Linked DNA regions of Mus musculus: regions 2 and 3 are each linked to region 1. Evidence: chromatin loops called from intact Hi-C (ENCODE). Cell type or tissue: gastrocnemius. All regions are shown on one strand.

What was found. Hi-C counts contacts between places; a loop is a spot of excess contacts. Peaks named below come from ENCODE experiments on the same cell type or tissue, not always from the same donor. Only the 100,000 strongest peaks of a DNase experiment are listed, where the experiment ranks them.
Region 2: a loop joins it to region 1, with 7 times the contacts of the local background. A loop is called at or near these places in 3 of 42 quality-filtered maps.
Region 3: it touches region 1 in a loop (4-fold over the local background); 17 of 42 quality-filtered maps call a loop at or near these places.

Annotation. Positions count from the first base shown.
Region 1 is chr10:118,864,264-118,872,263 of GRCm38, forward strand. It overlaps Dyrk2 (dual-specificity tyrosine-(Y)-phosphorylation regulated kinase 2), which reads right to left and starts at 4,640. Exons shown (of 3, transcript NM_001014390.2): 1 at 4,458-4,640; 2 at 3,887-4,035. The coding sequence starts at 4,506. Gm40777 (a long non-coding RNA gene) reads left to right here and starts at 7,514. Exons shown (of 3, transcript XR_872090.1): 1 at 7,514-8,000. In gastrocnemius, no CTCF peak of the experiment used is centred here; DNase peaks (open chromatin) are centred at 3,204, 3,500, 3,818, 3,964 and 4 more places; H3K4me3 peaks cover 5,914 bases; H3K27ac peaks cover 5,804 bases.
Region 2 is chr10:118,634,166-118,642,165 of GRCm38, forward strand. No RefSeq gene overlaps it. Among named protein-coding and RNA genes, the nearest start is that of Gm33337, 78 kb to the right of the region's middle. In gastrocnemius, a CTCF peak has its summit at 3,768; DNase peaks (open chromatin) are centred at 5,136, 6,062, 6,346, 6,771 and 2 more places; H3K4me3 peaks cover 852 bases; H3K27ac peaks cover 2,057 bases.
Region 3 is chr10:118,589,706-118,597,705 of GRCm38, forward strand. No RefSeq gene overlaps it. Among named protein-coding and RNA genes, the nearest start is that of Ifngas1, 37 kb to the left of the region's middle. In gastrocnemius, no CTCF peak of the experiment used is centred here; DNase peaks (open chromatin) are centred at 3,117 and 6,693; H3K4me3 peaks cover 245 bases; H3K27ac peaks cover 389 bases.

The DNA of each region.
Region 1 (8,000 bases):
GCCCAGACGCACCCTGCTTCATAGCCTAAACTCTTCAAATCCTTCTCCATAGTCTTTTCTAGAGTTGGCATGCACACGCTGTCTGTCTGACACTGCCCTTGCTTTTCTTGTGGCCCACGGCTACATCCCACCACCAGAGCCAATGCCTGCAGTAAGAACGCATCTGGCCTGAGCTCTTCCAAGTCTGATCTATCCATCTCAGAGGAACAAGGCTGAACTCCCAAGACCCAGGGATCCTGTGCATTTTCACACCCTCTCTTGTTGATGGAAACAGTTTTCTAAGAGCCCAGAGATTTTCACCCGTCAAGTGAGTGCAGTGCCCACAGTTACTGTGTGACCCTGGGCTGTTTACTTAATCTCTCAGAACTGCAGTGTCCTTGTGTATAAAAAGGTCCCAAGCTACCTCATTAGGGATATTAGGGAGATTAGAGGGGTTACACGTGGAAAGTGTTGGGTATAGTCCTGAGCAGTGCCAGCTATGACCACAGCCCTTTTCAGACTTGGAATCGCCTTCTTACCAATGTTCATATGATAAACTCCTATTCATTCTTCAAAACCCAGGGCTCTCATGTCCTCTGATTATTCAATTCCCCCTCCCCCCACCCCACACCTACAGTACCATTCACAGCTTCATTTCACTCTGGTTTGACAAAAAAAAAATCACACCTATATATCCAGCTGCTGAGAAATTACAGGAGAGGGTCACCTCTAATTTTTAAGCCCTCGACAACATAAACTCAGGTCCACAGTGGGAATTTAATGAATACCTCCCGGCTAGAAGCGCGCACATCAAGAAATGTCTCTCAGAGTCATTCTTCAGCGATGGTGTTTGCATCTTCAAAAGAAAACATGAAGTCAACACTGAGGGAGTTGGGAAATATCCCAAGAGGCCCAAGTCACAAGATCTCGCTGTGCCTCCGAGGCAAAGGACAGCTGGTTAAAAAGTACCTGAGGTAGACATCTTAACAACACCCCAGAGCCTTACACATTCCAGGAGTTAAAGATATTTACTTGAAGTTTCCAGGAAGAAGAAGAAGCCTGAAATCCCAACCAAAATCAAATGCACAAAACTGACACATGGAGGACTAGGGGGAGGGGCACCCAGAAAGGCCAGACAAGCCAGGACCAGATCATAAACATAAGAACACTGAAAACTCTTCACTCTCACCTCAGCCTCTTGAAGTCAGCGACCATGGGTTGGCCCTATTTGCTAAAATACTACAATGGGTCACATTCAAGAATACAAGCTGACACTAACTAAAGGTGATGGTCCAACTCCCCAGAAATGCATGCATTAACGTGGAGAGACCCATAAAGCCCTCCTGGGAACATGCAATGTTTTAGTATTGAAAATTCTATCCGACAACAAAGGCTAAGAAGTCTGCCACTTCATCACCCTCTCGCGATACCAAAATGGCAAGCAACAGATGCTCCTCGTGCTAAGACTTCTGGGAGTTTTAAAGCCTCCCCAAATCATCTTAGAAATGATGTGTGCTGTTATGGGAAGAAAACCGTGGAGGTTAAAAAATAAAATCACTGATGAATAATTTAAGCATTAAAAGTTATAAGGATATATACCAATATCTTGGAATCTATAGAAATTAAAAGTTTTCAAAAATTTTATCATCGCCCATATATTATTATTATTTTTTAAAGCCAATGAGAATTGAGATATTTATTGGTTTTACTTTTAGGACAAGCTGACCCAAACTAAATTGCTCTAGTATACAATAAACGTCATACAAAAAAAAGAAAGCAAACTACCATGGGAAATTCCAAAGTTCATAATCCTGTCATGTGTTTAAGGGAGAAAGGGCCCCCCTGCTCTGCTCATTTTTCTTCCTGCCCTTTCTTTCTCCCTCTGCCATTCCTCCACAGTTCCTCCCAGGGGTAACTGCTCCAGAAACAAACACATAAACACTTTTGAAAATGTGGAATATTGGGACTCTGGATCTGTAAAGGTTCTAGTATTTATAATTAAGCTAATACTGGTTCCCAGAACTAGTAGTCCCAAATAGTACATTAAACGAAGACTCGGGAGGGTGTGTGACTCGGCAATACACATCAGAGTTGCCTCTGGACTCCTGACAGCTCAGTTAACCTGTGGAGTCTGCCTCCTCAGGTAAACACACAGAGGAGCCAGATCAACTCTGTGCTCCTTAATGCCTGATCTGGGAAACCTGCAATGTTACACAAACCAAGTCGAAAGTAACATTTGAAATACAAAGCTTCACTTTCAAAACGGAGCATCCAAGGATGCAGAGTAGCCGAAGTTCACCCTTCAACTACAAACAGCCATGTCACACACAGGTCACAAAGCACAGGCGTCTATCCCGAAATCGCCTTCATGGCCTTTCCTCTCTGATGCCACACAGGCTATTCTGCTAGTGACAACTTCTCCTTCACCCGGTTCCATGACATATTTCAACCGCAAAGAAGTTCTGATCAGGCTAAGGCCATCCTTACAAAAACTGGGAAACCAGAGGCAAACTGAATTATTTCTTTTCCAGTTCACACCATGTAACATGAGCACACCAACACATGGGGGAGGGGGAGCTGGGGGGAGGGGGATGGACGCTGTATTTTCCAAACTGTCAGATGATTCAAAACCAGCCAAAACCACAAAAAATCCAAACCTCTAAAACCAATGGCTGTTCCTTTGTAGGATGCCCTTGTGGCAATCACATCCCTACTAACTGCAGGCTCTCTTTCCCAGCAACAGTACAACCCAGATGAGTTAATTCTGTGTATGTCCAGCCCCTAGGATAGACCCACAAGAAAAACAGAGAGAATAACAAAACATGTCTATGAGATTATCTACCTCTCTTATATGTCTCCATTACAAACAACTAAAGTCCACCTTCTTCTCATCTCCTGTGATAAGCAAGTTTCAGTCACACATGATTCCCCACCCCCCTCCCCCAGAGATGCTCCCTGCAGGCCACAAACCATGGGTGGGTGCTCTCAACCAACTTTCACTTGGTAACAAAATCCTATGCCCTGCAAGCAACCTCACATAGAAACCATCCTAGGTTGCTCACGCTCCCAGAGAGCCTTTGGGAAAGAGACCTTTGAAACCACCACCTTCTGCAAGCGCACACCTCCTCTAGGCTCCAGGTCACCATCCAAAGGCCATCGCTGGGAGCCGAGGAAAGGTACATTCTGAAGTCACATCCAGCTTGCCAGTCTCTACAGCTACCAGTCCCAGGCTCCGCTCTCCTCCCCAGGGACTCAAGGGACAGCCCTTGTCAGGTGCCCTTCCTTTGCCACCTACAAAGCAAAGCCCAGTCTTTCCTTTTGAGCAATATCCACGTTGAGAATCCTGCGGGGGGGGGGGGGTTGTTTTGTTTTGACTACTGCTGTAGCTCTTATTTTTGTTAATGTTAATTACAATTTCTGCTGTGCTCAAACCTGTAGCTCTCATAAAACATGCTTACACACGCGGGGGACAATTGGCGGGTGCTCCCTGCTGGCTGGAGCCAGGCCTCGGAGGCTCTTTGGGGGATCGATTTTCCGGGCAGGGTAGGCTAGCTGTCCCCTAACACATACGTTTCTATAAATATCCACTACCCCTGGGGTTGGGAGTAGATGTTTACCGGGTCGGGGGGGAAGGGAGCTCTGAGAAGCAGAGATGAAAAAAGGGGGAGGGGGCGCAAGGAGGAAGTTCCCAGGAAAAGGAGCCTGGGGTGGGCGAGCACCAGAGGGAAGCAAGGGGCCCACGCCACGAATCTCCTTTGTGGCAGCAGCTCGGGGCTCGCCCAAGTTGCAGAGGGCGGCGTCGAGGACAGGCCCCTGCTAGGGGCGTGGAGATTCGGCCCTCTCTTCCCACAGTCGGAACCCAACAAGCCAGGGGTCTGCCTGGCGCCCACCCGAAGCCAGGTCTCACCGTGTGGGCTGTAGTGGTAGCGTTGCTGGCCCGGAGAGGCGGCAGGGCGATGGGGGAGGGCGGGCCGGTCCCCACTCCGCTTCGGGGAGCCCCCGCGCCGATCCCCGGGGAAGCCTGAAGCTGGCGAACGGCGGTGTCCCCTCCTCGGCCTGGGAGCCACGCGCGGGAGGAGACAAAAGAGGGTCAGGGTGGGGGAAGAGAGCCACCCAGACCCCCCGCCCCCGCCCCGGTGGGCAGCGAACCCCCTCTTCTAGGGAGAAGATGGAAGGAGACACCCGGCCCGGGAAAAGCCGGCGGCGTGCGGGAAACAAGGGGGGTCGGGACGCGACTCCCCAGCGCGCACCCGCCAGCTGCAAAGTTAAGTTCGCGACCCGGCGGGGAGCAGTGCTGGGCCGGAGCTCCGGAGCCCACGTCGCCGGGCCGGGGGAGGGGAGGGCGGGCCACCGAGAAGGCGCAGCGGCGGGGTCGCGCTCCGGATGGCCCTCGCTCGACCCGCCGGGTTCGGGGATCCCGGGGCACCAACGCGCGCAGCCCGCGCCCCACGCCGCCGACAGGGTCCCGGGGCCCTTACCGGTCGGGTAGGCGGCGGGAGCGGCGGCCGAAGGTTTCCTGGTTAACATGGCCGCGGGAGAGGAACGTGCATGGCAGTGCTGCCCTCGCCGCCGGTCCCGCCGCTACTCCTCGCCGCCGCCGCCGCCGCCTCCTGGTCGCCCCTCACGCGGGTCACCCGCGCCTCGTCGCCGCCTCGCTCCCGCTACAGCCAGACACACGCAGTCCGCTGCATCCCCTCGGCCCGGACCCGCCGCCGCGAGCCCCCCGCTCTCCTCCTCGCCGCCGCCGTCCCCCTCGTCCTCGGGCGGCTGCTGTACCCCCCGGCCCGTGCACATGCCTCGCCCTCCCCTGCCGCACCGCTGGCCTCCCCGACTCCCTCACATCGGGGCCGCGGGGAGCGGGTTGCGGCCGCCGGGACCCACTCGCTCGGGAGCCTCCTCCCGGGCCCGCGCGCGTCCGCGCACACTCGCACACACGCTCGCCCCCGCGGCTCGCGCCCGAGAAGGCCAGCCCCGCCCCCGCCGAGGCCCCGCCCCGGACTCCCCCCACCCCCCACCCCCGGCCCCAGCCACACAGGCTGGCGGCCACCCCACCCCCACCCGCCACCCCGGGAGTCCCACCCCCTCCGATCTTCCGCAGAGCCGCCCTCCGCTCCCAGGAAAACTGCGACTCCGGCTCGCCCTGTGCCTCCCCTACGGCCATCTGCCCTCTACCCGGGTCCCCCTCGCCCCTGCGACGCCCCTCCCGGCACTACCGCGCAACCTACCGCGGCCGGCCTCCTCCCGAAATTGCTGCAGAGACCACTCCCTCTTCCATCACGCCCCTAAACACCGCTCCTAATGGCTGCTCCCAGACAATACTGCGGCCCCCCACCCCTGGCCCCGACCCTAGTCCCTGTCCCTGTCCCAGTGGCCCAGCCAGCCCCTCTCCCCAGTTTATCATGGAGAGAACTTAGTTGTATGAGGGTCACCTCGGAAAGTCAGGCTCCGAGGAGGGACTGCGGCTGAGCCTGGTGACCCAAGCATGGACGAAGGAAGGGGCTGCCCTTCCACCTTCATTTCAGCCACGCACGCCCTCCCTGATTCACTGACACCGAGTGACCGCTGCCCTCCAGTCGCTAGGACAAGGGGAGGCAGACAGGCGCCTGTGGACCGCAGCTGAGGTAGCAGTTGGCTGTGGGTTGCTAGGCAAAAATAAACATCAGAGACACCTCCCATTTCCTTACAACTCCAAGCCTTTCCCCGGCGCGGCGCGGCCACTGAGACAGACACACCTTCCTTTCAGCTCTCTGCTGCACTGGTGCGACACCTCTGATTCCTCACATCCTCGGAGGAAAAGATTCCTTTTCCCTTTCCCTTCCCAGACACGTGGAGAATTTCCCCGCCCTTTTCATTTGTGGTCTATAGCCTCTGTTTCCCAGAAAGAACAAAAATTTTCTTCTCTGTCGTCGCACACCTTATGCTTTGTCGCGCGTGGCACACTTGTGCACCTTTGTCCACTTGGACAGCCAGGTGTGGAGGGAAAGCTTCAAAAAATCCCAGCAGATAGGGAAGAAAGTTGGACCGCATCCAGGCATGCACTTCCTTCCTGGGAGGTGCCTAATTTCTGAAGTGCTCCTGGAGTCCCGGGTCCATTTTTTACTGTCCTGTTCATTGTGTCTGTCCCCAGGTCCCCGAGAGTGCTGGCCCCAGCTAGAGCAGACTTCAGTCCAGAGGGAGCTACCTCCTGCTGTTCTGTGGGCTCTGCTGTTTGCAAATTGTCATAGCAACCTCCTACAAAGATCACCTCAGCTTTATCCAAATGCCAAAGGGACCGGCCCACATTACAGTGTGACCCTCTAGGGCGCCTACAGAGTAATAAGAGGAGGGCACACTCCACCCTCGAAGAGAATGAGAGACAGAGACAGACAGAGAGGAGAGAGGCAAGCAGACAGGCAGAGACACACAGAGAGACAGAGACAGACTAATTTCCTTCCGTTTGGGGGTCCTTTTACAAGAAAATAGGGCCACGGTACAATATTAATAATCGGCTCATGCCATGACCTAAATTGCCCCTAGCAAGAAATCCCTCCCTGCGCTTATCGCCTGCAAACTCACTCGGGAAGGCTGGAGTAGCATTCAGAATTAACCAACAGAAAGGGGATACTAAGGAGCAGCTACATGGCTACAATGTATCTGAGATCCTCGGAGTGGTCTCGCTATTGCTATGCTCGCAGCCTGTGCGCTTTCAAGAAAATTCAGGCAGTTTTCCCCCTTACTCTTTCTAAACAATTATCTCCTTCCCATCTTATTTTTTGAATACTCCATACGACTGATGTTTGAAAAGAATACTGTTCTTAAATATCAATTCCAGTATCAACTTATTTCAAATACCATTGCTTCAAAATTAAATAAATAATAAGAAAAATCATAAATAAGAATACTAATAGTACAGGTACATTCTAGCTCTGTTTCCAAATTAATAATATTAATAGAATAAAAATAAGGGAAAATGAACACTTTTTTTACAAAGAAAATTATTTGCTTTAATTAAAGAAAAGGGTATGTGTCTCATTTAGTGAACTTTAGATAAAATACCTTTTACTCTATGACAATTTCATAATGCAAACTATATATTGATCATATCTACCCCCAACTCTCTCTGCCCACTCCCCTCTCCCACACCCTATCCCAACTCTCTCTCATGACCCCACCCCCAGCCTCCAGCAACTGCCAACATCTTTCTCCCCTTCCCCTCCCCCCTCCCCCCTCCTCCCCCTCCTTCTTGACCTTTTCATTGTGCTTTGGTTTTCTAGAGCCCACTGGGTCTAACTAGCTCTGTCAGGTTGCTGACTGTTTGGTTTCATCTTGCAATGGTGACATGGCTCCTGTGAGTTCTTGTGTGCAATGGCTATGTCATGTCCTGAAGGTAGTGTCTGTTCCCTCTCCCTGTTCTGTCTTTCAAACCCAGGGTTTGGAAGATGGAAGATCACAGCTCTCTGTCTCTCTCTGTCTCTCTGTCTCTGTCTCTCTCTGTCTCTGTCTCTGTCTCTCTCTGTGTCTCTCTCTCTCTCTCTCTCTCTCTGACTCTCCTCTGTCTCTGTCCCTCTCTGACTCTCTGTCTCTCTAACACATACACAAATGCACACGTGCGTGTACATTTCAATTCTCATTGAACTAAATAAACACTATGAGATATTAGAAACCATGTAAATGTGAGACATGGTCTAAGTTTTCAAGGAGCGCCTAAAACAGACAAGAAAAGTCACCTTTAACAAACACATGGATTACAAACTAAAGACATTCCCTGTCTCTCAAACCCACTCTCTACTCTTCCACCCACTCCCTACTGCAGGAGCCTGAGACAGCAGCAACTGTTCTCTTGCCCACTGGTTACCAGTAGATTGGATAAGCAAACACTACTAGGCAGAGATCGAAAGGCCCGAGGACAATGAAGTCAGCCTCTATCGCTGGCTCTTCCTAAGACATTCCACCACAAGTTAGTAGTCATCTTCCATGAGATTTCTTCCACATGCTAGGCATGGAACCCAAGGCCTCATATAGGTCCAGCTAGAGTGTTACCA
Region 2 (8,000 bases), 230 kb before region 1:
TCTTTCACCTTAGCAGGCTTTTCAGCAAATGTGCTTGGATTTGCAGCTCTTCTGTTCCAAGAATCCTAAAGGTTTGTATATGCTCCACTCATGGCCCTGCTGGGAATCTGTATTGCTCTCCTTTATTACAAAATGTTTTCCAATATAGCAGTACAAGCGGGGATACTCTTGGGTTTGAAGTTGAGCTTTTAATAAACTCCTCAAACAAATGGAAGCCCTCCAGTTTTGCCCCACCCCCACTATCTTCTCAAGTAGACTGACTGCTTGATGGTTACTCAGACAAGTATCCTATGAGTCTTCCTTGGTCCTTTTTCTTTTAAAGCTCATCTCAAGTTATTGGCAAATAGCCCCATGACCTAGCAAGTTCTCACCAACTCTGTAACGTCCTTGCTGGTCTGAGTCTCCACTGTGACTGTGCCATATCCCTACTGGTCTTGACCCTTCGGGCGCCTCTTCTCAAGACAGCCAGACTTAGCTGCTTTGGCATAGCAATGACTGATGTTCCTGAGGGAACAGTTTAAAGGAGATAGCTTCTTTTGTCTTATGGTTTCCAAGGGTTCAATCCATGATCTCTTGGTTCTGTGTGCTTGAGTAGAACCCTGTGGTGACAAGAGTCTGTGGGTGAAGGAGGCTGTTTGCCTCATGTCAGACAAGAAGAAGGGCTGATCCAAAAAGAAGTCAGGCATAAATAAGGGACCACATACTTGGAGATTCAGTTTCTCCAACTATGCCCAATCTACTAAAATTTCTAGAACCTTCCAAAATAATAGTATCTGTTCAGAACCAGTCCTCTAACACATGAGACTTAGGGGGACAGTTTCATATTGAAACCATGTCACAACTAACTGATATTTACGAATATAAACCTCATTGTTCACTGCTGTACTCAAGCCCTAACACTGATTTTTTTCCTGTAACACACACACACAAACACACACACACACACACACACACCACCACCACCACCACCACCACCACCACCAACAACAACAACAACAAAACCCACCCAAACAAAAACATCATAAAAAACATCATAACTGTCTTTTATAAACTTGAACGCTGTTCTATTCCCTCTCTATGTTGATTTCTTATGTCCTGTCTTCTTATTCTTCAATGGCACTGCCCACTCAGAGTTTCCTCAAACAGGAGTGTAGTATGTGCATGCTTTTACCTCGGGACCTTTTACTTTCTAATCTCTGCCTGGAATTCTAGTCCTGTCTCTCTTAGTTTTTTTTTTTTTTTTTTTTTTTTTGCTGTTCTGATTAGAGAGCGTGACCAAGGTAACTTACAGAAGAAAGAGTTTAGTTTGGACTTACAGCTCCAGAGGTCTCGAGTCCATGACTGTCATGGTGGAAAGCACTGCAGCAAGCAGGCAGGTGTGGCACTGGGGTGGACACTGAGAGCTCACATCTTGTGAGACAACTCGGAGGCAGAGAAAATAAACAGGGAAGAGCATGAACTTTTGAAATCTCAAAGCCCAACCCTCGTGACACACTTCCTTTAATGAGATCACACCTCCTAGTCCTTCCCAAACAGTTCCTCCAACTGGGAATGAAGTCCTTAGATATATGCACACATTGGGATCACTCTCATTCAGACCACCACAAGGTCTTCCAAGTATCACCTCATTGGTGTGACTCTCCCTAATCACCATACTTAAAATGGAACATCTTGTTATTACCCTCTTGTCCACCTAAAATGGGTAATTTTGGGTGTGTCAATTGAACTTCAATACGGTTTATTTTTAAAAATCATAATTTAAAAATTCAGAGAAATGTAAATTAATGGTGAATTAATAGATGAAAGCAGTATTTATATTTTTAAAATATTTTTATTAGGTATTTTCCTCATTTACATTTCCAATGCTATCCCAAAAGTCCCCCATACCCTCCCCCCCCCACTCCCCTACCCACCTACTCCCACTTTTTGGCCCTGGCATTCCCCTGTACTGGGGCATATAAAGTTTGCAAGTCCAATGGGCCTCTCTTTCCAGTGATGGCCGACTAGGCCATCTTTTGATACATATGCAGCTAGAGTCAAGAGCTCCGAGGTACTGGTTAGTTCATAATGTTGTTCCACCTATAGGGTTGCAGATCCCTTTAGCTCCTTGGGTACTTTCTCTAGCTCTTCCATTGGGGGCCCTGTGATCCATCCAATAGCTGACTGTGAGCATCCACTTCTGTGTTTGCTAGGCCCCGGCATAGTCTCACAAGAGACAGCTATATCTGGGTCCTTTCAGCAAAATCTTGCTAGTGTGTGCAATGGTATCAGCGTTTGGAAGCTGATTATGGGATGGATCCCCGGATATGGCAGTTTCTAGATGGTCCATCCTTTCGTCACAGCTCCAAACTTTGTCTCTGTAACTTCTTCCATGGGTGTTTTGTTCCCATTTCTAAGAAGGGGCAAAGTGTCCACACTTTGGTCTTCGTTCTTCTTGAGTTTCATGCGTTTAGCAAATTGTATCTTATATCTTGGGTATCCTAAGTTTCTGGGCTAATATCCACTTATCAGTGAGTACATATTGTGTGAGTTCCTTTGTGATTGGGTTACCTCACTTAGGATGATGCCCTCCAGGTCCATGGAAACAGAAACTAAACAGAGACACAGTGAAACTAACAGAAGTTATGAAACAAATGGATCTAACAGATGTCTACAGAACATTTTATCCTAAAACAAAAGGATATACCTTCTTCTCAACACCTCATGGTACCTTCTCCAAAATTGACCACATAATTGGCCACAAAACAAGCCTCAACATATACAAAAATATTGAAATTATCCCATGCATCCTATCAGATCACCATGGACTAAGGCTGATCTTCAATAACAAAATAAATAATAGAAATCCAACATTCAAGTGGAAACTGAACAAAACTCTTCTCAGTGATACCTTGGTCAAGGAAGGAATAAAGAAAGAAATCAAGGACTTTTTGGAATTTATATTTTTTTATAATTCCAAAAGTAAAATTAAAGAAAATTGATTTATAAACAAAAGTGCTTCTATTGCAATGCCTGATGTCACCTAGGGATGAATGGCTTTTCCACTGAATCCAATGGTATATAATATTTAATAAGAGTTACTTTTATTTTTAGTGTTTCCTGTGCTTTAGTGATTGTGTTATTCTGTACATACATTATTATACCCACTCCCTCGAGGATTGAGCTATTAGACCCATCATGGAAAATGTGGTTAAAAGAGTTCATTGCTCAACGAAGTCATTGCTACCAACTGGCAGACGTTTGACTTTGAACCAAGGCAGACCCAGAGCTATTCTTTTCTGGTCCTGGGCAAAACAAGCAAAGGGCAGGGACACTGTCAGTTTGGATGTTAGAAGGTTTCAGGATGTTCTTGTTTTCCTCTTGCTCCCTTCCTTTCTTATACCAAGAGATCTTATGCTAAACCAAGCCCAAAGCCATCCAGCCCCAGATGTACTGTCTCCCCAGACACTTGCTGCCTCTCTTATCCTGATGGGTTCCCAGTGCCTCTTTACCAAGTCTACCTTCAATTCCACTAGTGTGTACATAGAAAGTTAACTTACGGTGACTGGTGGGGGCCCCTCCAAATAGCCAACGCTTCTCCTCCTGTCTGCACTGAGCCATCCAAATGACTACAGAAAACGTCTGTTCTTTCACATTCCCTGGTCCCTCCTTGGATTCATTTCTGAAGAGATCTTTCTAGAAGGCAGCTGGATGAGTGAAAAGTGTCCCTAATGCAAGCACTTTGGTTTTCCCGTGTCCTTCCAATGCACATGTGAAGATTTGGTCCACAGGGTGGTGGTATTGAATATTCTGGACCCCAGTGGAAGGAGCTTAAATGATGAGTGCACTCTCTAGTGGGACAGGGGACTCAGGTTTTCTCTATTTCTTGGCTTGAAGTATGAGTATTTGCTCTGGTGGCTGTTTGTGTCATGAAAGGTTTTCTTCACCAGAAGCGTATAGTCACGTCCCAATCAGTCTTGGATTTTACCTTCCCGTACTGGGAGCCAAAACAAAACTCTTTGCTTCAAATGTAACCTGCGTCCAGTACTATTACAACTCTGTGAGTTCTTCTGTTTGTTATGATTACATGATTCTCCTGTTTATTAGTATTCACAATTGACCTGTGTCCACATCTCTCTCATGATGAATGTATATCAACCTGAAAGATCTGTCTGCCAGCCTCTCATTGACCCTGTGTCTTGTCTTTTCCCATCTTCTGTTCCATCTTCTTTGACCTTGTGGTTTGGCCTCTTTTTGTTTATTTAGCTTCAATTTCTCACATATGACAACACTCTGCCCCCAGTTCATTGTATGTTCTCAGAATCACCATAGTTTGTACTGAGTATAAAAGAAACCATTCTCCATCCCATGTGGTATCTTCGACTTGATTCTCCTCAAAGGAGTCCACACGTTGACTTTACCAGTCTTCTCAGCAACTATGTGTTGCTCAGCTTCATAGCTTCAGCTATGAAGTAGACAGCGCTATATTACCTCAATGATGAAAGGATCGGAGTCACACAGTTTCGTTGTTGTCCCAAAGTATTGAAATGGAGGGTAGACAAAAGGCCTGCTTTTCATTTCACCGTAGTTCACCCCAGGTTGCCTTGTTGGAGCAGAATCTGAGATTGGTACTGTCCTGAAGGAGTAGACGTGACTGCTTACATTTTGAACCAAAAAAAGAAATCTTCTCAAGTTCATCCTTCAGTCACGTTAGCTGCGACTTCTGTGATCAGAAACTGGCTAGAGTTTCAGGCTGTGATGACATTGCCCGTTTCCGTGTAAGCGCTACTGGACAGTGGTGGCTGGACTCCCGTTGTCTGATTGATGCTCAGAATTGCTTGTTGGCTTTCTCGGAGCAGTTGTTTCGGGAAGGGATTATGCCACAGTCATATGAGGTACAGAGAGTCACCTCAGCATCTCACTCAGGTTCTCCATTCAGCCTTGAGTGAAGCCAGTTTGCTTGAGGACAAGATAATTTAAAATGCACAATCTTTTGGAGGCCCTGAGATTAATAAATCCAAGTCTCAGCACTGAGCCTGACTTCGGATCCCCAGCCTTCACTAAAACCGAAGCATGACTGTGCATAGCTGTAACCCCAGCACTGAGGGTGGGGGTGGAAGTGGGTGAATCCCTGGGGCTGCTGAGAGCCAGCATGGCCAGAATGGTGCCTTCCGGGGACAGTAAGAGACTTTGTGTCCAAGAGTAAGGTAGAGAGCTATAGAGGAAGTCAGTTGACAGCTAGCTTTGACTTCTGCTTATGTGCACATGGATACACACACACACACACACACACACACACACACACACGAGGGTCCACATGAATAGGCCTGGAATTAGAAAAGGTTTCTTCATCTCAGAACACATGAACATAGTAGGTATTCTCTATTACAACTATCTTGCTTTATGCTGTCAGAAATGGGCATTCAAAGGCATAAATACGTAACCTATCTAAAGTAATTTCATTAGTGACAAAGTTAAGGCTAAAATTGAGTTTCTGGGTTCCCTGTCCTGGGCTCTAGATCTCTCTCTTTCTCCCTGTCCCGATCCCTGTCCCTCTCCTTTTCCCCCCTCCCCTTTCTCTCCCTTCTTAGTTTCTCCCTTTCTCCCTTTCCCCCTTTTCTTCCTCCTCTTCTTTCCCTCTCCCCTTCCCCCTTTCTTCCCCCTCCGGCTTCACCTTCATCTTTATCTCCACCTCTGTTTCCCTCTTCGTGCGTGTGTGTGTGTGTGTGTGTGTGTGTGTGTGTGTGTGTGTTTGCTTTTGAGTGATAGCCCAGTATGGCCTGCAACTTACTATGTAGCTCACGCTGATTTCAAACTCCCAGGGATCCTCCTGCCTCAGCCTTTTGAGTGCTAGGATTACAGACATAACAGGACCCTCTACTCTAAACCACGTTGCTTTTATGGCCAGGTATAATCCACCAACTGGAGAATAACAAAGAAAAAAATTGCTTTCCTTCTAGTCACCCTCCCCTCCCCCTCTGCAACCTTCAAATGTGGGAAAGCTGTTATCCTAGGCTATGCCAAAAAAGGGGTGGGGGAAGCCACCATACAAGTCTCTCAAGACAGGCAGCCAGCAGGCAGGGCCTTGCCTTGACTAATGAGATGGCATTTCACTTGGTACCTTGGCCCACGCCCTTGCTTTTTCCAGAATGCGCGTCTGCTGAGAGCACCTGCTTGGAGCCCTTCCTCCATCAGCCACTGCACACAGTTCTAAATAAGTCAACCTTGGGTCGCCAAGAAGCCATCACAGCTTCTTGCCTACTAAGACAAAAAGCAACAGCTGGGTGACAAAAATATAACCCCTGTCACTTTTCCAAACAGCATAAGACCTGGCCAGAAGGGACCCTGAGTGAGATCTGGGGCATGCTGTCATTCACAGCTGCTGCCTGGGGTGACATTTTTCCTCCCTGGTGTTTTGAGTGGCAGAGGTTGGGATCATTTTCCGATGTTGCTTTTCTTCCTGGGGACTTCTTTGTTCACGTGCCACTGGGCATTCACCCCCTCTGGTCTGAAGTGTTTACATATAGCACGGGTGTGAAGTTCACTTTGGGGACAAATCCTGAAGCCACTTATTTATTTCTGCTAGAGGGGGAGCTGAGGTTTCTCCCACAGAAAAGCAAAACCAAGAACCAAGCTTCTGAGTTGCATCTGTTTTCTTTTCTGGAAACCACCCGCTTGCCCAATTTGGTTGCTGCCTCTTTTTTTTTTTTTCCAAGTGGGTCTATACAAAAGTCTGAATTACTCTCGCAGAGAAATAGCGTTAGCCAAGAAGCCACTCCGATTTGAATTTCTTTTCCTGGCATTCTCTCTCTCCCGCCACTTCCGATTTGATTTCCCACTTACACAAAATAATTATGGGGCAAAATGGATTATGAATTTCCTTAACAAGAGGCAGAATTGAATCGTTAGTAGAAAAAGAGAAAAAACCATCTGACGGCTGTCCACGTTCATTTTGATACTGTGAATCAGATGAACAGAAGCAGGCGTGTGTGTCTTTTAAGTAAACAGCCTGTGTTCAGAAGGGACCTTGGTGCTGGGGATGAAATAAAGGCTCGGGCTGGATGAGCTTCATAATCAGCCCAGCCTCTGCTGCCATCTGTCAGGGCTGGGCTCCTCTCCCTCCGGGCTGCAGCTCCTGGGGCCCAGCTGACAGAAGGGCATCATTATCTGGCTTGTGGGCTAGGTCATACCACCCAGACAGGTCACCTTGTGTCTTTGGGGTGTTTTGTCCCCCTCCCAAATTGAATCTTGAGACTAGGTAATTGAATTTTCATGCTAAGATTAAATGGTGATAGCATGCAATGTGTCCACTCCCTTCTGGTGGCCAAGTAGGCTTGTTAAAGTAGCAGGGATAGGATCCAGGTAGCTCTTCCTTCAGTCTTCAGGGGATCAGAAGCAGGGAACCCTGCCTGGGCACAGACCACAGAAATGCAAAGGTCTCAGAGATGTTCCCTGCCTTTACAGAGCCTGGGCACACATAGCAGACTGGAGCCCCTGAGCTTTGTGAAGCAGTGCAGTGGAAAAGGTACTAGCTGAGAATCAAATCAGATCCTCAGAGAAAGATGACACGATGCATGCGCGCACACACACACACACACACACACACACACACACACATACACACACATACACACATAGGCATACACACATATACACACATACACACACATGCACACACACACACATATACACACATATGCATACATGCATATACACACACATACACACATATACATGCATACACATACACACGTAATACACACACACATACATACACACACATATACACATATACACACACAGATACAGACACATACACACAAATACACACATATACACACATATATGTACATACACATACACACATGCACAGACATATACATACATACACACATACATATATACACACACATATACATACACACATACACACACATACTCATATATACACACATACACACACAGACAGACACACACATACACATACAGACACATACACACACATGCACATACACACACAC
Region 3 (8,000 bases), 270 kb before region 1:
GAAAACTGTATTCTCTCTCTCTGGTGAAGAGATTCAAGGGTTGATATGGAACATCTATATAGTTGAAGGTGTGTTTTTTGCTTTAGGATTTGATCACACTTGTAAGACCACAAAGATGTTTAATAAATAATTTGCCCGTTTTTTAATTGGGATATGCACTAATTGAAAGCAGGGCTTTTAAACATCAACCCAAAGCTAATTGTCATTGTTTAATTTATAATATGTCTGAAGCATAGATAGTATACTCACATAGAAGAAAGCAATCAATGGCAGTTTTTCTACAATATTCGAAAAAATAAACAAGGCAAATTGACTTCAAGTTAAAATTTCATCTACTTCATGGTTTGAATATGCTTGGCCCAAGGAGTAGCACTATTAAGAGGTGTGGCCTTTTTGGAGAAAGTGTCACTGTGGGTGTGGGATTTAAGACCCTCTCTAGTCCTAGCTGCCTGGTAGCCAGTATTCTGCTGGCAGCCTTCAGATAAGATGTAGAACTCTCAGCTTCTCCTGAACCATGCCTGCCTGGATGCTGCCATGTTCCCACTTTGATGATAATGGACTGAACCTCTGAACCTGCAAGCCAGCCCCAATGAAATGTTGTCCTTATAAGAGTTGCCTTGGTCATGGTGTCTGTTCACAGCAGTAAAACCCTAAGACAACTTAATGTCAAATTACCTGATTATGTTCAGTGAGCAAAAAAATTTAAAAGACAAATTTGTGGTCTGCTAATAATTTACAGATATTTGTAATGTTAAAACATATGACATCAAGTATAATACATTAAAGAAATATATGTGTGAAGCTTTTTATTATATTTAAATTAATTATTTTGTTAATTTACATCCCAAATGTTGCCCCCCTCTCGTCCCCCTCCCAGAGTTCTTCACCTTATCCCACCCCCTTCACTTCTGAGAAGGTGCTCCCCTCCCTCCCAGGCATCCCCCTTCCCTGGGGCATCAAGTCTCTACAGGATTAGGCTCACCCTCTCCCACTGAGGCCAGACAAGGCAGGACTTTGCTACATCTATAGTTTGGCAGCAGCACTATGTGGTGCTGCTAGAACAAGAACCTTTGTATAGGTTTAAGGATCCACAATAGTTCTCCCAAGCATCACCTACTTTGTGCTCCTCAGAATCCCGAGTCTCCTCTGGCATGCCATTCACTAGAAAACATTATAAGAATTTCATTCCGTGCTTGTTTTTTTCTTCTTCTTGAGATGGTGAGCAGGTAGAGGGGAGGACCTGCATCCTACTAATTGCTTCTTCCCTGAAACACGCATTAGCATGGTGCTTACTAAACTCTCAGCTGATAGCGAAATCGACGGGACTGGTAGTCAAAGACTATATGTATATGTACATGTATATGTAGTTGTATATGTATAGGATGTATATATGTGTGTATATATGTGTATACATGCATGTTTATGTATATGTATATGTGTGTATATGTATATGTATGTATATACGTATATATGTGTATATGTATATATATGTTTATATGTGTATACATGTATGTTTATATATGTATATATGTGTGTATATGGGTATATGTATGTGTATATGCGCATATGCATATATGTGTGTACATGTATATGTGTATATGTGTGTATGTGTGTGTATGTATATGTACGTGTATGTGTATATGTGTGTTTGTGTGTATATGTGTATGTGTATATATATATATATGTGTGTGTGTGTATGTGTGTGTGTGTGTGTGTGTGTGTGTGTGTGTGTGTGTGTGTGTGTATATATATATATATATATATATGCTGGCAGTTCAGACATAGGAAAGAACACTTGCAAGGGAGCTGGCTAGACTCAGGGATGAAAGGGTTCTCTTAAAGTTCTCGTATTTGGACCTAAGAATCCCAACCACTGTGTCACACCACTACCTATGGAATCTACCTCCAAGGAGCAAGTAGCTTTTTTTGTTTTGAATGACCGCCCAGCAGAGCTTGGGTCTTAAAGGGGCTCAGCCCATATGTGGTGAACGCCATGTCTTGGTGAATGTGCTGGATTATACAATGTTGGCAAACCAACTCCTGTTGAGGATTAGGGCTCTCTTGTCTGTAGCTCCCAACATCTGTTTTGGCTTTTATGTAGAATCCTGCTTCTCCGTATTGTTTTTATTTTGTGTTTTCCCCAGACTCATGGGTGGTGTTTGTCTAAGATGGCTTCCGACTCTAAGGTGTGAAAGGTCCCCCAGCATCTCCTAGTGAGTTTGCTGTTTTGTTTTACATAGTTAATTAATTAATTAATAACATGGCTTAACTGCCACTTTCCTTTATGGTTTTGCTTCTTTGGTTGGTTAGGTGGATTGTTAAGACCATCATGCTGGGAGAGCAAGTCCTCGGCCTCTTTTTCAGAACACTCTAACTTGTAGATTAATGCTCCCATCTCAGTTGATGTCTTTAGCAGGAAAAACAAGTAGACATCATAAAGCAAATAGGTGAGTGTTGGAGGGATCAGAAATTGAGAAACTAGAAAGATTCTTCACACTAGATGACAGCCGCACGGTCTCTTTAAACAAAATCTAAACTTAGCTACGTCTTGGCTTTCAGTTACCTTAAACATGCTCACTCTAATCTTTCAAATCTAGCCAGGTGTGATGGTGCACACCTTTAATCCGGGCACTTGGGAGGCAGAGGCTTGTGGATCTCTGAGTTAGAAGCCAGCCTGGTCTATAGTTTGCGTTCCAAGACACAGAGAAACCCTGTCTCTGAAATGAAACAAAACAAACAAACAAAAACAAAACAAAACAAAATATAAGTGGAAAAGATAGAATTTAAGTATCAATCGAGCAGTTTACCTTTCAGTCTGTTTCTTGGTATGGATATGCCTGATAAATAATTTTTAAAGCCCCATTGTTGACTTTGTCTTCTAAGTGGATCTAACCCGCAGACGATCAATTCTCTTGTCCTTTCTTTTTCTCCTTTGGCCTCATTTCTCTATAAAGTTGTATTTTTAAAGCCAAAAGGCCGGTGTGGATTAACTTGAGCATCATTAGGATGAGATGGGTGAAAAGAGAGAAACTGAAATGCCAACGCTACCTTGGACCAACGTGGGATGGCTAGACACACAAGGGCCACCTTTGCAATAGCCCTCAGTTCCGATCTTCGCCACTAGGTGTCGGTAAGTAATCTAATTGGATGTCTAATTTAGGACTTCAGCAAATAAGTAGCATTGCGCTGAGTGAAGCAGAAATAAAAATTAAGGTCATATGGTCTAAATAAAACCCCGAAGATTATCTCTAACGGTTATTTGAAAACAGCGGGATGGGTCCTTGGACTATGAATTGGAAAGTTTATAAATTAACAAGAACACACAAAGAGGTTCGGCCCTTACTAGGGAAAATGAATAAATCTTATTTTATGGATGCTTCCATCCCTCTGTTCTATTAAGCGGGGCACCCTGCTGCCTGTATTTCCATGAGCGGAACGAGATTTTATATGGTCTAAGAGTATTGACTGGACTCTTGGCTTCTGCTGAGACTGGCTCCTCTGCTCAGTCCTTCATTGGCACATATGTTTTCTTGTTGAGCTGTTTCAGAGCACACGCTGAGGTATCCTGAACTATCTGAAAACCCAGCTCAGTAGACCGAACCCCTGCCTACAGAGTCATTGTTGGGTGAACTCCTTGCTTATTCTTCAAAATATTTCTGGTCTCTTAAGCCTGACCACAGGCAGTTCTCTCTCTCTCTCTCTCTCTCTCTCTCTCTCTCTTTCCAATACATAGCTATGTGGCCTTTCCCAGCTTTTACAACAAATGACTTTCAGTGCCTCTGACTTCTCTAGACTGTGACTTCATGAAGGACAGAGACCACTGTAGAAGCCCTTGCTCAGTTGGGTTGCTGCTGGCACACTGATTATTGTTCTTATATTCCTGAAGGCTCTGGCCAGTCAGGGCACCGTTGCTGGCCTCCTGCCTCCCATGGCTTCATGTTATGTCAGCAGGAAGCAAAGTATTTGTGTCTCATAGTAGTAGGTACTTAGGAAGGATAATTAAGTATTCACCAAACTGATGTGTAGTTTTGTCTCGTGTGTTGGTGTATTTGAATGGTGTCTTCAGATGTTTGTAAAGAGAGCTGTTTATTATACATCCATTGCCAATCTATTTACAAGCAGTTACACAGCAGAGGCGTGGGGATTGTATTTATGAAAGATGCTAAATCAACACTTGGGAGTCTATTTCGAAGCAAATTGCAGCATTTTCCCAACCCTGAGAGAAATAACTTGAGATTAGAAAACATCTTTTTTTCCCAAAGAGTTTAATACACTTGCAAATACACACCAGTCTTTCAAACTGTTAACAGTAATTACATTTACATTTCATCGGCGTCCTTAATTTTTAAAAATGAGTATAAATTAGAAATTTACAAACTAGTGAAAATTAAGATACATTTATATAGTGCTTATTGCAAAGCTGTTACTGTGTTGCTAGAGGAGGGAGGAGGTGTTCATAGGACAGGCTCCATCCCTCAAGAAATGGACAATTAATTAGAAGGGCTTCAAATCTCGAGTTCTTTTGTTAAAAGCTAGGAACCAAAGAAAACTTGGTCGCCATGAGAGAGCAAGGATTTGGTTTCCAGGCAGGGTTTTACAGGATTGTGGCACTTCAAACCTAGACTCTAACATCTGCAGAGTTAGGTTTTCAAGTTTCTACTTCATGACTTAGCCAAATGGGATCCTGAAGGGACACAAGGTGTGTCTACATCTCTATGTTTAAAGGGAAGGTTTGTAGGCTGGCCAAGGGACTCACTGGGTAAAATCGTTTGCTGCATAAGCCTGACGGCCTGAGCTCGATCCCTGAGACCCATGGTGAAACGAGAGGTCAGACTTCTGAGAGCTGACCCCCCATACACACTTATACACACGCCCATACATGTGCCCATACATGCACCCATAATGCACTCCTACATATATTCATATACACACTCATACATGCACTCATGCACACACTCATACACATCTCCATACATGCACACAAACCATACACCCATACACACACCCCTAAACACTCATACACATACACCCATACACATTCATACCCATGCCTATACACACACTCATGCACACATATACACATACTCACACACACACTCATACATACACCATACAAACACCCAAACACACACCCATGCACACACTCCTAAACACTCATACACATCTCCATACATGCACTCATGCACACAACCCTATACACTCATACACACACCCCTAAACACTCATACACGTACACCCATACACATTCATACCCATGCCCATACACACACTCATACACACATATACACATACTCACACACACACTCATACATACACCATACAAACACCCAAACACACACCCATGCACACACTCATACATACCCACACACACACCATACAAACACCCATATACACTCATACACATACATACACAAATGCATATACACTCATACATACACATATACTCATACACACACCCATACACACACTCATACATCCACTCATACACACTCATACACACACACTCATATGTGCTCTTATACACACACTCATACACACACCAATACACAGGCCCCCACACACATATGCATACTCATATATGCATTCATACACACACCCATATACACTCATACACACACTCATGAATGTACTCACACACACACTCATAACACACACCCATACACAGGCCCATACATGCACTCATATATGCACAAGTAAGATTTGTAAAACTGATTCGCTGTTCAGGCATATCTTCTAGTTCTTTTACTTTTCTTTCTGATATTACAATATAATTATATCATTTCCCCCATCCCCTTTCTCCCCCAAACCTCTTCATATAGCCCTCCTTGCTCTCTTTCAAATTCATGGCCCCCATTTAAGATTAATTGTTATTACACAAACAATGTATATATACATACATCTATACTTCCAAATATAGCATGTCTCGTCTATGTTTGGATAGTTTCAGAGCTGAAGATTTGGTGTTAGATAACCGGTTGGTGTCCCCTCCCTTTTAATCTAATGGATAAAGTTATTAGAACAAATCAAAATGACTATCTTCGGGTGCCTCTAACCCAGTCAGTAGCAAAGTTTGGCCTACGTCAAAATTATCTGTAAGAATGATAAAACACAGATTCTTCTTAAAACCTACGAGATTACAACTACCTGGAAGGAGAAGGCTTTGTGCTTTTATTGAGGTTTCCACGTGACCCCGGTTCAAGGACAATTAATTATATGAGCAATTTGAAAGGTCTGAGAAAAAAGTTGACCATAGTTAATCTATAAAGCATGCTATAGTTACTAATGCTTTTTTTCTGATCTGCTAACAAATATTCCATTTTAGGAGACGTGAGGAGATGAACATTACCCGGCACTGCTGTGTTGACAATGCTCATAGGTTACAACAGAAAACAACACTCACAACTGAAGTTCTGTTCCGCGAACCCTCACCAGGCCACACCTCTAAGACTGGAGACAGCAACGTACTTCCCCGTCCAGGCTGCTAGCTCGCTGCTTGCTCTTTTGAGGACACCTAGCTTATCTTAGTCCCAGGGAGTTCAATCTTTCAAATTCCTCTTCCCAGAAGAGGACTCTTTAAGTCATTCCAATGAAAAGGAAAGGCGCACGGGATTCCCTCGCGAGGTGTTCTCTGAACTGGCTGCTGGTGGCTCCCTTGGCAGGGATGAAGCAAAAAAGGCGCTGGCTATCTGCTACTGACAAGCTCATTCCTCTTCGTCCAGCCCTTGGGTCCCTTCTTGGCAGCCCTGTATCAGAAAGCAAATGCGGACAGTTCCAAATCAGCTGCAGACAAAGCTACACTGCAACACTCCTGCACCTCTTAGCTGATGTTAGGGAGTTCTTCCCGGTACACTTTAAACAGAGATGGGGGAGGGGAAGGCTCTTTGAAACAATCACTTTGCTGAGGTAACACATTCAATTCTGTTCGCACAAAATCACTCCTTGTGCAAATGGGCAGCTGGGACTTAGCCAAGAGCTGAGAAGAAAATGGATGAAGCCTTTCATTCTACACTTGAAATCTTTCAGTTTTGCCAAAGGACAATTTCAGATACAACCAGGGTGAACTTCCGGAAGAGCTCCACTTCCTGCTGACCTCGAGCAGTGAGGCCAACCCCAGGCCTGGTTGGATCAGCCTTGGTAGTTACTTATAAGACCCTTGGGACTAACTGTACAGGGCTGCTTACCCTGTGCTCCAGGGGCAACCAATTCACTGGCCTGACATGGGAGTCACTGACTGGCTCAATGAAGGCTTCTTTTCCCCTGCCCCCTTCTCTGAGTAGCTCAGGGGATAGCTACTAGCTACTGAATATTGCTAGGGAGACATTTACAAGACAGTATTTGGTAAGTGGATTTTCATACACATTTGGTAAGTGTTCATTGTTAGAGCTCAATGGCACCGTAAATGAGTTTGGAATTGAATTCAAGGACCCCGATATATGCAGAAGCAGGGCTTATCCTTTTCAATAACGAAAGCCTGCCCAATAGTTGATGCTTGAAAAACAGACAGACGCTGTGTTCCACTCACCAGAGGTCTTAGGATCCCGTGGGGAATCCTGTGTGGGCCCTTGCGGGTGTCGGGCGACTCATGAAACTCAAGAAAAATGAAGACTGAAGTGTGGACACTATGCCCCTCCTTAGAAGTGGGAACAAAACACCCATGGAAGGAGTTACAGAGACAAAGTTTGGAGCTGAGACGAAAGGATGGACCATGTAGAGACTGCCATATCCGGGGATCCATCCCATAATCAGCATCCAAACGCTGACACCATTGCATACACTAGCAAGATTTTATCGAAAGGACCCAGATGTAGCTGTCTCTTGTGAGACTATGCCGGGGCCTAGCAAACACAGAAGTGGATGCTCACAGTCAGCTATTGGATGGATCACAGGGCTCCCAATGGAGGAGCTAGAGAAAGTACCCAAGGAGCTAAAGGGATCTGCAACCCTATAGGTGGAACAACATTATGAACTAACCAGTACCTCGGAGCTCTTGACTCTAGCTG